Linked DNA regions of Homo sapiens: region 1 is linked to region 2. The links are chromatin loops, found by intact Hi-C in ENCODE. Cell type or tissue: psoas muscle. All regions are shown on one strand. Links, peaks and the distances in the headings refer to the core of each region. The heading gives the core; the rest is flanking DNA.

What was found. Peaks named below come from ENCODE experiments on the same cell type or tissue, not always from the same donor. Only the 100,000 strongest peaks of a DNase experiment are listed, where the experiment ranks them.
Region 1: a loop joins it to region 2, with 2.2 times the contacts of the local background. A loop is called at or near these places in 13 of 110 quality-filtered maps.

What each region holds. Positions count from the first base shown.
Region 1 is chr5:115,380,334-115,385,717 of GRCh38, forward strand. No RefSeq gene overlaps it. Among named protein-coding and RNA genes, the nearest start is that of CCDC112, 86 kb to the left of the region's middle. In psoas muscle, for the core only: no CTCF peak of the experiment used is centred there; no DNase peak of the experiment used is centred there.
Region 2 is chr5:115,469,602-115,474,985 of GRCh38, forward strand. No RefSeq gene overlaps it. Among named protein-coding and RNA genes, the nearest start is that of FEM1C, 72 kb to the right of the region's middle. In psoas muscle, for the core only: no CTCF peak of the experiment used is centred there; DNase peaks (open chromatin) are centred at 2,270 and 3,150; H3K27ac peaks cover 2,486 bases.

The sequences.
Region 1 (5,384 bases), core at 241-5,240, 89 kb before region 2:
CATCTAGACTGCTACCAAGAACTGAAACATATCATTTCTCTTCTTAATAAACTCCCTTTAGGTATTTTCTAGTCCACCCGGCTCAAGCAAGTTCACACATCGACAAATATAGGGCTGTTGGTGGAGTGGGTAGGGGCTGGCTGGGGTGGAGGTACAGCATGGTAGCATACTCCCATGACATATTTGCACTCCCCTCGAACTTTGTGTAGAGATGAACATCTGATCAAAATGAATACAAAATCTATCTAATGATCCTGTAGAAACCACGCCTATTAATTAATCCACTGTTGACAATGTCAGGTGACACGTTATAACAACGCCATTGTGTTTCTGAGCTTTATTTGTTATATACCTTAAAATAAGACAGTTTCTACAATTATAACTTTAAACAGGTGTTCAATATTTTGAAGCTAATAAAGTATGGACAAGTGCTTATAAGGACCTTTTACATTTCTGGAGGTTTTTATAGTAAGTAAATAATTTTATGCAGCTTGTGCATTTATATAATTAAAAGTTTTTTTGATAGGTGCAGCAAACCACCATGGCATGTGTATACCTATGTAAGAAACCTGCACATTCTGCACATGTATCCCAGAACTTAAAGTATAATTTTTTAAAAAAGTTTTTAAGTTTTAAGAAGTGTAAAAAACAGTATTTAAGAAACATTAATGCAAGATAATAGATCTTTATGTGAAACAAAACTATACAACATGAAGAAAGAAACAAGAATTTTTAAAAATCTCAAGAGTAGATATAACACAATAAAAAACAATCTCTGGATGTGAATAATCAATACGCTATCATCAAACAGAGAAACTTAAGAGCTATATGGTATAAATAGGAGTACTTCAAAGGAAGACTTTGGGGACAAGAATCATGTATAATAATATTTTATTAGTAAGTTAAAATTTTCTAAAACAGTGGATATAATTCTGGGAAAAGCTAAAGTAAATGCATAAAATTCTCAGGGTTTCCAGGCACCTGTGTAAGGGTGTGCATGTTTTAGCAGCAACTACTGGCGTTTCCTCTTTCTCTTAGTAGCTGAGTCATTGGCCAGTCAGGAACCTCACTACGGAGGTTCTTAATTAACTGCAGCTGTGTTTAAATATTTTGCTCTCAAACAATAACAATAATAGAAGCAACAATTTAAAAATAGTATTCATACGCAAGCTTTATTGAGAGCTGACTATCTACTGGGCTCTGTTCCAACCACTTTATATGTAATACAGCATTGATCCTCACTAGAATGAAGAAGTGGGGACTATTATTGTCCTCATTTTACAAAGGATCTAAGATAGTTACTATTCTTGAGCTCAGATTAACTTTTACCACTTTTCAAATGTCAGAGTGGTGTATGGTAATAAGAAGCGTAGGCCAGTGCAGTGGCTCACGCCTGTAATCCCAGCACTTTGGGAGGCCAAGGCTGGCAGATCACTTGAAGTCAGGAGTTTGAGATCAGCCCAGCCAACAGGATGAAACCTCGTCTTACTAAAAATATAAAAATTAGCCCAGCTACCCAGGAGGTTGTGGTAGGAGAATTGTTTGAACCTGGGAAGTGGAGGTTGCAGTGAGCCAAGATTGCACTAATGCACTCCAGCCTGAGCAATAGTGTGAGAATCCATCTCAAAAAAAAAAAAAAAAAAAAGTGTAAAACTGTACCAAAGGCCTGGGGTGCCCAGGGACAGAGTTTTCTAGCTAGCTCAGGAAGCACACTGGGCTATGACGCATTACAGTCTTCTGCTTCCATTTCCAGTATTTCCAAAGGCAGCCTGTGGGCTGCCTTACTGCCCTGGACTCCTGGAAATAGAGCTAGAGTCACAAGGATTTATGGCCAATAGTGGGCATTACCTTTAATCCAAGCTACTTAGGGAAATAAATCCCTAAGTAGTACTGAACAATCCCATTAACTAGGCAAGGAAGTTCATTGGTTAAGAAAAAAAAATAAGGCATGCTTTAGAATCAGGTCTTCGTTCAAATCTTATATCTATTACTCATTAGATGAGATTATAGGCATCCAATCTTAACATCTTTTTTTCTCCCACACTGCAAAAAGGCAAACAGAATTAGGTTTTACCTGCAGCAGGAAGAATTCAAGCGAAAAATTAACAGACGCAGGTTTTCCTGAGTCAGCATTTCTAACACCTAGGAGGGTTTGCCAGAAAGGTTACAGAATTCTCTTTTCCATAAACCTTCAAAACCATGACAGAGCATCATTAAGAAGAGGGGTTTCACTGAGTGCAACCCTGGTGGTCTGTGAAGGACTTACAGATGGTCCCTTTGGTCTCTTGATACCAATATTAACCTATTATATTTGCCTAAAAGATAATTTTCACTTCATGTAATTACTGTCTTGTTTGCCTCTACTTACATTCCAAACTTTATTAAAATACATTAGAAAATGAAGATACCTTCATTTGAAATTATTGGCTACTTCTGTTTCAAGATAACAGAAAGCCCCCAATCAAACCTAAGATGTATGTGAAACTCTTTATTAGTGTGTGAAATGTATCAAAACCAGTCGATTACTTCCACGAATTAATGAATAATTAAGCAGAGAAACAGATGCAAAATGAGAAATGGTTACATTAAATGAAGAACTTCTTGTGCCTGAGAACAAAATTTGATCAGTTTAGGTCTAGTCTATTTTTTGTGGCAGCCTGAAAATGCAGAGAGACAGGTAAACAAATATAGAGAGTACAACAATGAATTGTAGGCACTGGTGATGAGAGAGCCAGCTAGAGTAAGCAAATGAGGTAGGCAGCTGCCAGGTCTACCTGGGGCCATTGCTGGAGAAAATCAGTTTGGTGCTTCTGCTCCATGGCAGGCCAGAGGCAGGAAGGACTTTTTAAGAGTTGTGCAATAGTTAAGAAATAGATGGACTCTTTTCATCCATGCCATAGGCTCAACATACTACCCCCTGATGGTTAAAACTGCCTGTTATGCTGAAACATTCCATACAGGCAAGTGAAGAACACTGGAAATTCATTCCATTATTCCACAAATACTGCCTGTATCCTATGTGTGCCAAGCTCTATGCTATGCTGGGAATACGATGGTAAATAAGACCTAAGACTTGCTTTCAGGACATACAATTCAGTTTTTAAAAGCCCCCAGTTATAGAAGTTACAATAAAGTGTTATGGCAGTCACCAGGAAAGTGGAGGAGGCATATGATGGGTGTCAGCCTAGTCTAGGGATCAAGGAGTTGTCGAAGAAACAAGCTAGACACTAGTTAAAGGCAATAAAGGCAGATTGTGTGCAGGAAGAACTACTGCAGGAAGGGAAAGAGACTTTAGTATAGAACTGAGCTCAGTTCTCAATGCAGCAGACAGCCGGGGATTTATAGCCAGCAAGCAGAGTAAGCAGTCTGTGGATGGAAAGTTACTAAGAGGGACATCAAGTGTTGGCGGATTCTTGCTAAACTGGCATCCCAGAACTTGTGATAAAGGTGGACCAAAGACTTAGAACTCAAGGTTAGCAGAGAAGATGAAGAACTTGACCAGATGTCAAGGTTGGTGAGATATCAAGGGTGGGGGAATCTAAACTGACTAGGAGGATGCTTGATGAAACAGGCTTCAGCAGGCCAAGGACAGGGCCCAAGGATGAGGCCTGGTCAAAAAGAAGACTCTGAGGAGCTGTTTAAAGTTTGGTCGAGGAAAGGGCTTTTGTCAGAGTGCTTGCAGAAAGGAGTATTAAAGCTGATTCAAGTTGGATGAAGGTGTATTCTAAGCAGAGGGAAGAGCACCTGTGAAGGCCTTAGAGGTGAGGCGAGCATGGTATATTTGGGAAAGTAAAAAATGCTGATGGATAAATGAAGTTTGAGGCAAATAGGATAGGAAATGAGACCAGAGACAGAAGCAAAAGAGAGATTTGAAGGCACTGTAAATCTTGTTAGAAGTTCAGATTCTGTCTCAAGGCCAGTGGGGAGTATTATGATTTGGTTTCTCTAGCCTGCAGAGTGAAAGATAGATTGGAGGGGGCAAGACTAGAGCAGCTGTCAACCTATATATCAGAGAGAGGCTCTCTAAAAGAAAATAATATTTATTCAGGAATGGGCATTGCCATGGGAATAAATGTACCATGGTAAACTATATGTGCATTCAGGAAGGTAAAGGGAGACAAAGGTTTTTAAAGGAAAAATGAGGAGAATTGCATACTTGTTTTGAGACAATTATCCTTGGCTATTACAAAGATCAATAACAAGGGTGATGTCAGTCTAAGTTTGGACATGCATTTGCAGGGAAGATGTCCTTATAGAAGTATTTTTGTAAGGATGCTGTGGCCTTTTTGCAAGGTAGCTTTTGCAGAATCTTCTGTGATAGTTTTTTTTGTTATCAGGCACAAAAGCATGAGACAGCTTTATGACATTCCCCAGCTCTATTTGTCATGTGTTGGTTTGGTGTTTGTTTTTGCTTTTTAACACAAGTGACTCCATTTTGATTCTGACAGTTTGTACACAGGGAGCCCAGTTGAGCACATGCTACAATAATTTGGGAGTGAGTTAATGTAACCAAGGTGAGGGTGATGGCATGGAATGATACAGAAATAAAAGAATGAAGATATTTAGGAGATAGGAATAGTAGTACTTAGGGCATAATTTACTGGGAGTAGAGAGAAAGGTAGGAGTGAAGGACAGTTCCCAGGCAATGGGGTGGATATTGAAGTTGGGAACATTGATGGCACAGCAACTCATGGGGAAAGATGATGTATTCATTAGGGACAGACTGAGTTTGAGCTTTAAGACATTAAAGTTTGGAGCTCAGCTACTGAAACTCCGTTATCTTCTGTCCTGTGGGGCCTTGCATTGTCTTGTGAGGGCTGAGTGGAAATCTCCTGCTGTTCCTCACTGATTACCAGGTACTTGTTCTGATGATTCACCTACACTAGAGAATGAAAGACAGAAAACAGAGATGTTGGAGAAGGGGTAGCAGGGTTAGAAAGGATAACAAGAGGGACAGCCAATAGAAAGAGAATGTAGGAATTACCTAATAGAACAGTTTTTGTCCTCCTTCTGACCTTTCTACAACCCCCCAAGTCCAGCTATTAAGAACGAAGTTAGGAGGTATCATTCACTTCTCAAGACTAAACCTTGCAACAATTCACACACCATGGGATGATTGACACCCTACAGGAAATAGTTCCACAAATAATCTAATACTTAAAGTGATTTAGAGACAATTTACTGGTGAGATTAAAATGCCTTTCTTTCCATATACACACTTCAACCTGGATAGATTTCAGAAACATAAAGTTGAATGAAAAAAATTAAGTTGTAAAATAAAACATATAAATATGGAAGTCTTTTTATGGATATATACATATATGTAAAAACAGGATTATTTTTACCAATAGGGAAGGAGTGAGGTAATTGAAAACAGCAAAAGA
Region 2 (5,384 bases), core at 113-5,112:
TATTATCTTGGAGAATCCACATGGATATTTGAGACCTTGAAGAACATGGAGTCTATATCTTAACCTTTGTATATGCCAGCTCAGTGTCATTTTCATCTTGCTCCTTCATTTAATTAGATTTACTTTTTTGCCTGGCATTGCATTGGACACTGGGCATGTGACAACCTCAAGTTGCTGTTAGCAGAGGGAGTGGGAGAGACATAAGCCAACAGCAATTACAATTCAGAACTTAAATGCCATTCTGGAGGTGTGTGCGAGGGCATGGGAAGCCTGAGCTCAGACTTCTTCCCGAAGACATCCATTATCTCTCCAAAGGTAAGGAGCCACACAAAGGAACACAATAGCAACAGAAAGCAAAAACATTTTTGCTTGTGATTGCAATGGAAAAACCCTCTTAAGGTCACTCAGGTGGGAAAGAGTGAACGTGGACTTGGGAAGGTGAGTAAAGTTCTCAGAGCCAGCGCTGCATTCACAGATGGCTCAGGTCCTTGGCAAGCCAGCCATGGCCACTACCCATGCCCCTCCCCCTGCCTCTTCTTACTTGGTCCCTGGGCTCTGCCTTGTCTGCACCAGTGTCTTGGTGCTGCTGTCATCTGCTGCCTCTTGTCCTGCCCACTCCCGGGAGGTAAGTCCCCCAGACTCTTCTGTGCCCAGCACAATCACAAACATCTCTGATTTTTATGTGCAGGTTCCTTAAACGTTGCCACCTGGACATTTGGCAGGGTGGTAATGTTTAAGGAACCATAATTGGCCGGGTGCGTTGGCTCATGCCTGTAATCCTAGCACTTTGGGAGGCCAAGGTGGGTGGATTGCTTGAGGCCAAGGGTTCGAGACTAGCCTGGCCAACATGGTAAAACCTCGTCTCCACTAAAAATACAAAAATTGGCTGGGAGTTGTGGCAGGCCTGTAATCTCAGCTACTAGGGAGGCTGAGGCATGAGAATTGCTTGAACCCAGGAGTTTGAGGCTACAGTGAGCTGTGATCGCGCCACTGCACTCCAGCCTGGGCAATAGAGTGAGACTATGCCTCATAAATATATATAATGGATAATGAATCAGAAGTACAATTCAGGGAGTAGCTTCTAGTAAGTGCCAAGACCCAGACCTGCCCTCAGGGTCCATTATGTCCCTGTTCTTCTCTAGGGCCCATTGTGGCAGGGAAGTGCTCCAGGCTTCTACCTCCCAGCCCAGAGAGGCAGTATTTTCCCTTATCTCACCTCTTAGTACTGTAAGAGGAGAATGACCATCCGTCCCAGTTTACACTTGATGTCTCAGTGTAATTATTAGTAATTATTAATAGTTCCCCCCTCACTCCCCAAATAGCCCCAATTTGATTTTCAGCTTCATGGTCACATTGTCTAGAAATAATCTGCTCTAGGAAGACTGGTCATGAGGATATCCATTCTTTTCTGGGAAATCCCATCCCAACACCAAGGGACTGATCCAGCCTTATGGAGCCCAATAATGGTCATATACCAAGAGTCTGGAAGTAGTGCATTTACCAATGTCTGACTCATTCCACCTTACAAAATACCATATGTGGGCATCACTAGTCCAATCCAAGTTGCACGGTGGCAGGATCAGTGCTCTCTCTTTTCAGTCACACCTCTAGTGAGAGGTGAGTCCTCTGCTGATTGGGAGTCCAAACAACCTTAAAGTCCAGCCTGACAGAATCCCTTGTTATACAACATTCAGACTTATGAGCCACTTGTCCACAGGACAGTTTATAAGGCATGGTTCCCCCTCAATGATAGGAGCCCCATGGTGTTAGAGGACTAAGCAATTTTAGCAAATATACAAGCAACTAAATATACAAATAAATAAACCAAATAAACCTCTGACCTAACTCTCAACTCTGTTAGGAAAGGAAAGCAAATATCAGCTCTATCAGCTCAGAAGTAAGACTCTTTCTGTCTGCGACACTTGGGTGTGAACAGCCATATGCAAAGTGTATCAGACAAGCAAGTTTATGCTATTGGCATGGAAGTGATGCAAATCCCAGGCCAATGAAAAAATCCAGCTTTGTATTCCCCATTCACCCTCAAGCCCAATCAAACTGAATCGAGATGTGGCAGGTGTGAGCTGTAAAGGAACAGACCCTGGTGCCCAGCTGGTCTGGGGTCTATGCACCATGTTTTTCCATTCACTCCCCATTCCCATGTTTATACTGCAACTGTTGATGCTTCTCCTGCTTTCAAAGCCTCCTGGCACAGGAGACGAGTATTGCACAAGGGAACATCGGTTATGTCTGGGCTGCCCGAGGGCCTCACAGGCTGTGAGTGGCTAAGTTTTCAAGACAACCCAACTCAGCTCATGCCAGATTTTAAAAGTGCACTGCCAGCACAGAGTGGCATCCAGATACCCTGAGGGCGTGTAACACTCCAACTTTCCCCATATGTCTGGAGCTATGTGGAGTTTCTCATTTGCTAAATTGGGCCAAGTCAGAAAATTTAGACCTGAGTTCTAATTCTAGCTTCGCTTCTAAATAGCTCACTTAACTCTCTAGGCCTTAATATCCTCAACCAGAAAATATAGAAGTTGGCCTAGGAAGCTACCAACATCCCTCCTGCTCTGACATTCTGTGGGACTGCACTTCTCATGGCAATTACCATCTGGTGGTTGTACCTCAGAAAATATTCTCTCTGGGCCTCAGTTTCCTCATTTGCAAAAGTGGTGCCCATACAATAGACACCTCACAAAGAGGTTGTGGATTTCAAGCGGGACTGTGTACATAGAAGCAGACAGCACAGTGAGTGCACACAGTAGGAACTCAATAACTCTTAATTTGTAACATCTCCCAGAGTCTCCATCTGTGAAACAGAAATAATACTTGCCAATCTAGCTTGTGAAAATGTATATAGAGCAATGAATAGAGAACGAAAGGGGCTTGGAATTAAGAAAAGCAAATGCAAATGACAGGAGCTATTATTATGCAAAAATGGACTGAAGTCAGAGTTTAAGAGCAGGAGCAGATTTGATGTGCCTGATTAATTTATTAAACAGACTAAAACCATAATTAGAGAAGTCTGCTTAAACCCCTGGACTTGTCTCAGATAAGATTAAAAGAGGGAAGGCAAAAGAGGAATCTCAGATGTTTCCACGGCTTGCTGGGCCCAGAAACGAGGCCAAGAGGAGAGAGGGAGGCCAAGGGAGGGGCAAGGGTGCTAAAATGACTGTTAGAGGAAAGGAGCTGCCGAAGCCAAGGGAGCAGCTGGGAGTAGAGGCGATGACAGCTGAAGAAAGGGATTATTTCAGAACTGTTCCCTGTGGCCTCTTTAGCTTTGGCTCTCATTAAAATGAGGGGAATGAGCTAGAGGAAATCTTGCTTCCCTTTTTATGAGAAAGGGTGAGCCTTGTTTGCCCAGGAGGGGAATTGCCACAAAAGAAGAGTGTGCCTGTCTCAGCTTAGAAGTCCTACAGAGAAGGAGCACTCATACCCTTAGGCAATGGGTCCTCTCATGGAGGCCCCGAGGGAAGCAGGTGCCATGGGCTGATCGAAGCTCTTGGGCAGAAATCCAGGCTTGGCTCTAGGTTATTTTTTTCTAACATTTTATTATGAAAAATCTCATATGGCACAGTTGAGGGCACTTTTTAGTGAACACTGGCATAGCCCCACCTAAATTCTATCATTATAGTTTTACTATCTGTGCTTTGTTGCATCTGTCCATTCAGCTATCCCTCTACCCATCCATTACTTCTTCCTAATTTTGGTGCATTTTGAAGTAAATTACAGGCTTCAATATGTTTCCATCTAAACACTTCATTTGATGTAAAATTTACATGTTATGAAATGCACAAATACTAAGTCTACAGGTGCCTCATTTTGACAAACATATGCACCTGTGTAACCCAAACCCGTATCAAGATACAGAACACCATCACCTCAGGCTTGACTACAGATTTGCTACATGACCCTGGACAAGATCTTGCTTAACTTTGATCCCAGCCTGTCCCCAGCCTTTCTGATCATGGAACGCTTTTTCCAAGTGCCATGTTCAAAAATTTTGTCTTAAACAATTAAGCCTACATGGAACCTTAAATACCATTTAGTTCAAGCCCCCATATTCTAGTCAAAGGAATCTGAAGATTGGATATATTATTTATCCAAAGTCTCTAAATTGGTGGCACAGTTATAACAGGAAATTAATATTTATTGAGCAACTTCTCCAAACCAGGAAATATACTAGGTGCTCTATATGTGAATGTGAACCCTCACCACAACCTGCCTCACAGGACTATTGTAAAGATGAAATAAGATTAAATATGCAGAGTGCCTGGCACAGAGCAGACACCAAATGTCATCACTGCTTTTCTCTTGAGCCCCACATTTACATTTTAACACGTTCATACCGCTGAGATAGTAAATGTAGATGCTTCATCCCATTTAGTTATCACAATAACCCTGTGCATGCTTTACAGGTGACGATATTGCTTGTTTCTGATCATTATTAGTGAATGATGGTAGCACTAGGACTCAGACTCAGTCTCCTGACCTCAAATAATTTCAGGCAGTGAGATTTAGGAGCTTTGTTTATGTTCCTCCCAGGCCATCTGGAGCTAGAGTGGAAGGGCAATTTGAAAATGCTATGAAAGATATATTTGGTTTAAGTGACAGAAACCCAACTTAAACTGGCTAAATAGAAGAAAAGGGAATGTGTTGGTGCCTATAAGAGAAAGTTTTGGTAATGATCTAGCTTTAGGCATGGCATTGATTGATTTAGGGCTTTACATGATGTTACCAGGGATCTGACTTTCTCTCTCTCTGCACTCCCATCCCCTCAAATTTTCTCGTATCTCGGCTCCGTTCTCAAGCAGCCCCACCCTCATGGAGGCAAGATGGCCATCAGCAGGCCATGGTTTACATCTCTCCAGATTAGCAATCTCAAAAGAAAAAGAAAATTTCTTTTGCAATATCTGGCAAAAATCCAAGGATTGGTTTTACTGAACCAGGTTGTTTTATGTGTCTATTCTTGAAACAATCACTTTTTCAAAAAGGACAGAATCTATTAACTGGCCACCACGGGTTATGAGCTACTGCTGTAACCAGAGGTGGGGTCACCTCCTCCGGAGCCCCACAGACTGAAAAGAAGAAAGAGATGGTGTCCCCTATGAAAATCAACATGCTATTATCAGAAGAAAGGGAAAAGGGATGCTGGGAAGCAAAGTCTAGTTAACAAAAACAAGTTCAACAAAACTAGTTGGTGACCTGGATCAACTTGAACTATTGAAAGTGGGTTTTCCAGAAAAGTTTCTCCCAGATATGATTGCTCATCCAAATCTCTGGAAGAGTTGTTTCAATACAGATTCCATGGCCCCACCCAAGGCCTACAGAATCAGAATCCCTGCTGCCAGGGGTCTTTATGGAGTTTTGCTTTATTTTTAACA